2 separate regions of the Homo sapiens genome follow, and region 2 is linked to region 1. A link is a contact called in ENCODE Hi-C or POLR2A ChIA-PET data. All regions are on one chromosome and are shown on one strand. The core of a region is the stretch at or near the end of the contact, and the rest is flanking DNA. Distances in the headings are between cores, read along the strand shown.

Region 1 (2,500 bases), core at 1-2,500:
GCAGGAAGTAATCTTAAAATGAATAAAAAACTGCCTTTCACATCTGGTATAGAATGATGCTAATGTAAAAGTTAAACATACTTATGAAAATATTGACACATTTGAATTATTTGAATTATTTGAATAATTGTGTTTGCAAAATGGATACATTTTCTACTATGTGTTTGCACTTGTAGAATAATATTATTTACAAAATGTTCTCACATATGTTTTTGTGTGAGAACATGTTTTGTAAAATTGAGATACCGTAAAATACAGCTGTATGTCTAGATGTGTTTTTTACTTAATATTATTTCCTGATACTTTGTGCACATCATTATCTTGTCTTATTTTATCTTCTACTTTCATTTTAGGTTCAGAGGGTACATGTGCAGGCTTGTTAAATGAGTAAACTGTGTGTCGCTGAGGCTTGTTGTCTGGTGATCCCATCACCAAGGTAGCGACATAGTACCAGATAGATAGCCTTCCAACCCACATACTGCTCCCACCTTTCCTCTCAAGCAGTCCCCAGCGTCTACCGTTCCCATCTTGTGCCCATATGGATTCAATGTTTAACTTCCACTTATAAGTGAGAACATGCAGTATTTGGTATTCCTGTGTTAGTTCACTTAGGGTAATGTTCTCTAGCCGTATCCATGTTATGCATATACAGCGTGGAATACTATGCATCCATAAAAAAGAATGAAATCATTATCTTGTCTTTTGCCCAGACCCCAATGGCCACCAAGCTTTCTAACCTCAGAGAATATATACTCAGAGAATTTGTTTTAAAATCTGCAATGGTCAAAATGCATATTCCTTCATTCATGCCCCAGTTGTAGAATAAAGGATATCTACTATCTTTGAAGTAAGTAAAGAATTGGAAGTATTAACTGCAGTTTTCACTTTTCTGAATATAGTTGATACCAGCCCTACTGCCCTCACCCCACTGCCCTGAAGAACCAATATCGATTTTTCCCTTGTGATTTTGTGGCTTTCAAGGAAGCATCTAGATCTTTTCTATAAAAAATACCCACAGTACTCACCTTACTGGGAATTTCTTCAACAGTAGTCCAGATCTTGAGATCTTCAGAAATGTAGGAAATGAGGATTGTTTTGAATAGGGAAATCAGTCAGTAAAGCTCTCAGAAACTGAAATACAGGATGTTATAATCTCCTGAAATGCTAAGAAAATGAAGTATTTTCAAAGACAACAAGGGAAAATGGCCCTTCTTAGAGTCACTTGACTAGTGCTGGCTTCCTCATACTCTGCTTTGCCCTGGGGAGAGAGAAGTTGTGAAACAACGTGCAGACTCCTCCCACCCATATTTTTTGCTTTCCATCCTGTTAGAGAAAATGAACAGTTTCTTTCCTGTAGGTATCTTAATCAAAGTAAAATTTGTATCAAAGTTATATTTAAAATTTTTTTTCTTACAAATGTTGATATCTGAATGGAGTTCCAATCTTAGAACTTTCTTAACCAGCAGACTTACATGTGGGACATTAGGGACCTCTATTCCGATGAATGATTGTCAAATATGAGAGAAGCAAGGTGGTTTCTTCTCCCTCCTTTCCTGTGCGGTTGCAGGGGGAGATCTTGGTAGGAGCATCTATTGCTACCAGTACTTTACTGCATCTCCTGCATGGGAGAATGTCTGCTATGAAATAGCAGTTGGTTTAAATACTACCTGAAGCATTCACCCAGTTATTAATAGTTGACAAACCTAGGGCTTTCCAGATCAGAAAGTTATTATGAATATATAAATCCTTTCTCAAATATATATAAAGGAGTTTAACACTAGCTGTCCTCTTGACTATGACTAGGTTATTTTACCTCAATGATTACATTCATGATTCCTCAGGTTTCCTTCATTATTCATGGAAAAACACAAGTGGATAGTGGGCTCACAACATGACAGCATCGAAGCCTTGAAAATCCTGGAAAATGCACTGAACTTCTGGTAGACCGAGAGTCCTGTTAAACCCTTTGCTCAGCAGTATTTTTTCTGTTAAGGGCAGTGGGTGTCCTTCAGAGTACTAAAACCCCAAGATGTCAAATAAACGACACCAACTGGCAGATGATGTTGTGTTAACCCAGCAGCAGATCTGCAAGCAGGATGTGGCCATGAGTGGAAAATGGGGCCCGAAATACAGCTGTAGGGGAGAAAACAAGTTTTTTTTAAATTTCCCTTTTTAGGTTATTAGTTGACACTCTCCTGAAAACAAACGTCAAATTAACAAAAGAAAAACAAGCAGTTTATTAATGTGTGCTCTACTCATCACAAGGGATAGGCCTCAGTTCAAAAGTATTTCTCTCTCCAGGCTGTGGCTTAGAAACCTTGTTTAAATAGTATTTCAATAAAGAGCCATACGTTCTATATAGTGAAAAGCAAAGGAGAAAGCAGTTCCAGTCATTTAAAAGGTGGGAAAACGTGGGAAGGTAGTAAAATCTGTTCCCAGATTCCTCAGGTTCCTGGTGGCGCCTTCTCCGGGCTGAAAAGCAAGTGCTTTCTCCAGTAAA
Region 2 (6,365 bases), core at 1,086-3,585, 110 kb after region 1:
CATATGAAAAGATGCTCAACATCATATATTCACAGGGAATTGCAAATGAAGAATAATGAGATACCACTACACATTTATTAGAGTAGCTAAAATCCAAAATGCTGACAATACCAAATGCTGGTGATGATGTGGAGTAACGGAACTCTTATCAATTGCTGGTGGAATTGCAAAATGGTACAGCCAGTTTGGAAGACAGTTTGACAGTTTCTTAGAAAACTAAAAATACTCATACATTCCAGTACTTGTTCTCTGTGGTATTTACCCAAAGGAGTTGAAAACTTATGTCCACACAAGAAGCCTTCAGACATGATTATAGCCTCTTTACTCATAATTGCCAACACTCAGAAGCAATTAAATGTCCTTCAGCAGGTGAGTGGATCAATAAACTGTGGTATATCCAGACAGTGGAATACTATTCAACCCTAGAAGAAATGAGACATTAAGCCATAAGAAGATATGGAGAAACCTTATTAAATGAAAGAAGCTAATCTGAAAAGGATACTTACTGTATAATTCTAAAATGACAAAAGTATAGAAAGAATAAAATCAGTGGTTGCCATGGGGTTGTGAGAAGAAAAGGAGTTAATAGAGAACAGTATTTTTTAGGGCAGCGAAACTACTCTATATGATACTATAATGGTGGATACATGTCATTTTTCATTTGTGTAAATGTATTGAATGTGTGATAGCAAGAGTGAACCTTAATATAAATTGCAGACTGGGTAGTAAAAGTGTGTCAGTATTGGACACATGTTCATTGATTGTAACAAATGTACCCCTCTGGTGGGGTATGTTGATGATGAGGGAGGTAGTGCATGTGTGGGGTGAGGGGCATATAGAAACTGTAATTTCCATTCAATTTTGCTGTAAATCTAAAACTGCTCTGAAAAACAAAGTATATTAAACAAAAAAGAAGATGTTTTGGAATTTAAAGATAACAAGATTTCTTTGCCATAAAACATCCAGGAAGACTAGAGCTTGTAAGCAGCCCTGTTAGTGAGATCAAAAGTGATCGCCCTGTGATAGGATTTTAGTAGTCTGGCTACTGCTAAAAGTAGACAGGAACTTGTATTCATTGAACTTCTTCTCTATGCCAGACTTTAATCACAGTTCTTTTTCATATCCCCTGATTCTTCCCAATAACTTCTGAAGGCTGGTATGCATACGTTGAAACATTTTATTATCTCTAGCTGGGTTTTTTTTCCAGGCCATGGCCAAAACAGCACCGAGGTCTCCTTGCCCTTGTTGGAAATGAAGTTTATATCCTCAAAGAGAATTGACTCTAGGGAAGTTTCAGAAGTGGCTTTGTCCACTTTTAAGCAGTTTGGTCTATAAGTAATTGCAGGACTTCTGAAGGGGCACTCTTACTCCACACAAATAAAAACTGTTTGGGATTTTAGCCCTTTGTTGAACTTCTTAATGGAATGATATACTTATGGATTTAGGAGTCATGTCTTTGTGTTCTATTAGGCATGATATGTGTAACTATGATGCTAACAATAATAGGAATCAACAAATTTGGATTTTATTTCTTACGCACCTACTATATGCCAACTTAAATTATCTTACTTAATTCTTCCAACAACCTTACAATTAAGTATTATTTTCAGTTTTGCAAATGAGGCAAAAAAGGGTTAGCTACATTGCCCTACAATTTACAATGATGATTTATGGAATTGGAATTAAAACTCAAAGTTGTTGGGAATAGTCCCCAAAATCTGGCCATAAACTGGCCCCCAAACTGGCCATAAACAAAATCTCTGCAGCACTGTGACATGCTCATGATGGCCTTGACGCCCACGCTGGAAGGTTGTTGGTTTACCGGAATGAGGGCAAGGAACACCTGTTCCACCCAGGGAGGAAAACTGCTTAAGGAGTTCTTAAGCCACAAACAATAGCATGAGTGATCTGTGCCTTAAGGACATGTTCATGCTACAGATAACTAGCCAGAGCCCATCCCTTTATTTCAGCCAATCCCTTTATTTCCCATAAGGAATATTTTTAGCAAATCTTATGACTGGCTTGCTGTCAATAAATATGTGGGTAAATCTCTGTTCATGGCTGTCAGCTCTGAAGGCTGTGAGACCCCTGATTTCCCATTCCACACTCTATATTTCTGTGTGTGTGTCTTTAATTCCTCTAGTGCTGCTGGGTTAGGGTCTCCCTGACCGAGCTGAACTCGGCGCAAAGTTTTTTGACTGTATGTTCTATTATAAACAACACTGAAAATTGTGCTTGTGGTTTTGTCTTTTAGTAGTGTCTGAGAGTGAGTCATGAGAAACAGTACTATGTATATGTGGATGGGTGTGCAGATAAGCTGAGATGTGCAGACAGGCAGATAAGCTGACTGCTTTTTTTTCCTAAAAAGGAAATGACACTTTAAAAAATGCTCTGAAAGAACAAACAAGTATGGCAACACCTTTTTTTGGAACTCCCGTGGTATACATTCCTCTTTTTGTGTGTGGGATTGTTTTGTTTTCCTTTAAAGAAGGAGTCAAGCAACTAACTTGACCTGCTTCTCTTGATGCTTTTACCCTGGTATCAAAATGAAAAACATCATTTATCATAGTTCAAAAAAAACTTTAAAATGTATGAAGGTCAAGGAATGTGTGTGACCCACTTTGTGCAAGAGCTGGTTAGTAGCAGAGCCTGGATTAAAAGTCAGGCCTCCTGACTTCCAATCTACATCTCCACAGTGACTCCTGTGAATGTAGGAAATGATGCCCTTCTGTGTGGTTCAGGCAAAGCCTCCTAATCAGGCCTGGGGAAGGGACTCCTAGCTGGACTGTATTTTAGAGCTATTTCTTTGACATCCTGATCTACATTCCCATGTTCCCAATTAGCATTAATTGAGCGAGAAAGAGGAGAAAACTGGAGCCTCCCCAAAGCTCCCTGCTCCACAACTCATGGAGGGGGTGGTCTCTGAAGAGAAAATGTTGATAATTACAGAAGTTGTGGCTGTGAATCATTGAGCTGGCACCAGCTCCCTCCTGGGAACTGTTCCCTTGCTTCTCCCCCAGCTTCCCCAGCTCAATTAAGCAGCTTGTTTTCCTTCTCCTTAGCAAAACTTGTTAGCACTTTGTTCTATTCCCCTGAGTTGCTTAGGAGAAAAGTTTTGTGGGAGGATTTGCCTCATTGGATAAGTCTAGCTCTCATGTTCTTTATGAGATACTGAGGTACCCATGTCCTCCAAATAGGCCATGTATAACAGTGGTAGTTCAGCAATGGGTCCAAGGCTCCACTGTTTGGCTAAAGGGAAGAGGAAGCAAAAAATCTAGACTGGGTAAGGATAGGGAAGTTCAATGCAACTGCCTCAGATCAAACTGATAAGGAAATGTTTAAGACCTGTTTTGTACACATTGCTCAAAGATTCCCAGGCGCATTGCATATTGTTGGGCCTCTGAGCAGAGGTACCCATGCCTTCTGATCTCTCCTCTCCATGTACAGAATTTGTACAGACTCTACACATTGCTACAGCTTTTCAGAGCTCATCAAGCTCTTTCATATTTTAGAGTGCCTCCCCACTCAAGCAAGCTCCTACTTCTTGAGCATGAGCTTACTCTGTTCCTGGCTTATTCAGAACAGAGACTGACTACATCAATAGGGGGATTTCTAACCCTTCTCATTAAGATCAGGTGAAGTGACACTGAAAATTGACCCTTTTTTAAATCCCATTCAGACCAACCCTCAGCAAGTTAATTTAATACCTATTTGTTGACCACTGCCAACGTTAGTAGAATACCAGTAAAACTATTGAGTGACCACTAAGGTGGCTATATAAATGTATAAAGGAAACTGAGGCTCAGAAAGGCTATGTGTCTAGTCCAGTATGACAGAAAAGAAATCATGAGTCTGGTGTTCATGCATAGGTGAGTGGTGTAGAAGGAGGACATTCTGGACAAAGAAATATAAAGAAAGTAGGGAGATGGTTTGGTATTTAGTAATAGTCCAGAGTGGATAAAGAGGAAAGTATCTAGGGGGTATATAAATAAATGGAAGACCCAATTAAAGATAATAGATTCAGAAAATGTTAAAGTTTCATCATCACTCTGGTTTTACTTTCACTGACCTGAGACACCTGGATCTATTAAAGGACGCATCCTTAGTCTCCTGAAATATCTAAGGTCTGAGTTATAGCAGAAACAAAACACTCTTTAATATAACAAGGGTCTCAGAACCTGCCCCAGTTTCCCCCATTCTCTGCCCCTCAGCATTAGAAGGAGTTTTTAAGTTATGCCATTATCCAGCCTTTGCTTCTGGGCCTCAGCCCAGGTGCCTGAGGTCCTAGTGTTGCTGCCTCTTTCCTTGGGGGCACTAGACTGTATTTTCCTTTTCAGATTACACCCATGCCTATGCCTTCCACAGGTAGGCATGTCTCCTGGAACCATGGGTGTTCTCTCTTCCTTCTCATTACTTCAACAATTGCTGTACAGCACTAGCAAGGAGCACACTCAGTTTTGCAGAGAGATCAAAGACAACACCCTGGAAATAATCTGATCCCATATTTTTGAACAAGCCAAAAAGCAGCACTAGAAAATTAATATATAAAGCAGGTAAATACAACACAGAAAACAAACTAAAATAGCATAAATGGGGAATTGAAGCTCTGGCTATTTCCTATGCCCTCTTTTCTCCCCTGGCTCTCCCAGCAGTTTCTCTTCTGAGATGATTTAGTTCAACGTTCTCATTTTTCTGATGAGTGAATTGAGGGCCAAGGAGGTAACGTGACCTGCCAAAAGACACACAGCTCATTAGTAGCTAAGGCAAATAGCTAAGGCAAACTAGAACTTGGCAGAGGCAGGTCACGGAGTTGAGTCTTGAATTCCTTTTATAAAATTGCTTCTTAAAAGTTATCATATATTTGATCAATAACCAATTTTTGCTTCTTATATTTCTGGTTTATGTCAGCAACTATAAGCTGTTTTCTGAAAACCTTCGTACTCTTTGACCCTTTTCATACCTTTATAAGCTTTAATTTGTTTCTTCATTCTAAGAGAGGATTATCCCAATTTTTACATAATGAATATAAAAATGTTACTGAACTTGCTCTAAGAAAATATAAATTCAACCCTAGATTCACTCCAGCAGACTGAGTGACTGTGGTGAGACTTTCTCAGCCGCGTTCTCTTTGTCTGCAAAATGAGACACTGGCAGTGGATGACTGCTTACATCCCTTCCATCTTAGGGAGTTTTGATCCTATGATTACAACGCTTCTTAAAGAAAGTAGGATCTGAACTAGGCCCATACGGGTAAGATCCAAATATCCAGAGCAGAGATGGGAAGGTGTTGGTCCAAATTCAAGTGTTGCCACTTTTTGGTTATGTAATTCTGGACAATTTTGTTTGTTTGTTTTTGTTTTTTGAGACAGGATCTGGCTCTGTCACCCAGGCTGGAGTGCAAGGGCACATCTCGGCTCACTGAAGCCTTGCCCTTCTGGGCTCAAGCCATTCTCCTGCCTCAGCCTCCCAAGTAGCTGGAACTGCAGGCATGTGCCACCACACTTGGCTAATTTTTAAATTTTTCATAAGGACAGGGTCTTGCTTTGTTGCCCAGGCTGTCTGGAACTCGTAGACTTAAGCATCTGCCTGCCTCAGCCTCCTGAAGTGCTGGGATTACAGGTGTAAGTCACTGCTCCCAGCCTGGGCAAAAAATTTATCTCTCTTTGACCATCTCTTTCCTTATGTTTAAAAATATTATGATCTCCACAGTTCTCTAAGGCTTAAAGGAAACAAAACATACAAAGTGATTAACACTGCTCCTGACACTTAAGAGGTGCTCATGAATAATAGAAAGTCTTATTATTCCAGAGACAGGATGTATAGAAAAGAGGTTTTAATGCTTGGCTCTTTGGTTTCAATCATTATGGTTACCATATTCTTTTTTTTTTTTTTTGAGATGGTGTCTCACTCTGTCACCCAGGCTGGAGTGCAGTGGTGCCATCTCCTCTCACTGCAAGATCCACCTCCTGGGTTCACACCATTCTCCTGCCTCAGCCTCCTGAGTAGCTGGGACTTTAGGTGCCCGCCACCATACCCAGCTAATTTTTTTTTGTATTTTTAGTAGAGCTGGAGTTTCACCATGTTAGCCAGGATGGTCTCGATCTCCTGACCTCGTGATCTACCCACCTCGGCCTCCCAAAGTGCTGTGATTACAGGCATGAGCCACTGTGCCCGGCCTATGTTTACCATATTCGTAATGGCATGATATGAATAATGCACTTAAACCTTCCTTTTTCTTAGTTTCTTCATCTGCAAACTGAGGGCACCAATAAGATCTTCTCCAGAGAATACCTGTGAGGGTTAAATAATTATTATAAACATGTAAAGCATGTAAAATAGTAAACACTATCTACAAGATAGACATT

The links. A loop is a pair of places that touch in the nucleus more often than their neighbours do. ChIA-PET counts read pairs that join two places held with the same protein, here RNA polymerase II (POLR2A). Pooled maps may share reads with other maps.
Region 2: a map of natural killer cell shows a loop between it and region 1 (6-fold over the local background). The contact joins the enhancer-like site here to the promoter of PYHIN1 in region 1. A Hi-C loop is called at or near these places in 3 of 168 maps with a recorded cell type or tissue (naive thymus-derived CD4-positive, alpha-beta T cell and natural killer cell) and 8 of 50 pooled maps. POLR2A ChIA-PET finds 5 or more read pairs at or near these places in 2 of 52 experiments (activated CD4-positive, alpha-beta memory T cell and activated naive CD4-positive, alpha-beta T cell).

The regions. Positions count from the first base shown.
Region 1 is chr1:158,930,302-158,932,801 of GRCh38, reverse strand. PYHIN1 (pyrin and HIN domain family member 1) reads right to left here and starts at 1,250. Exons shown (of 9, transcript NM_152501.5): 1 at 1,026-1,250.
Region 2 is chr1:158,815,686-158,822,050 of GRCh38, reverse strand. It overlaps a transcript of OR6N1 not described here. Among named protein-coding and RNA genes, the nearest start is that of MNDA, 12 kb to the left of the region's middle. Within about 2 kb of position 2,335, at least 5 of the 41 ENCODE cell types and tissues checked have a DNase peak (open chromatin) inside an H3K27ac peak, as active enhancers do; they include natural killer cell, where a contact is called at or near this core.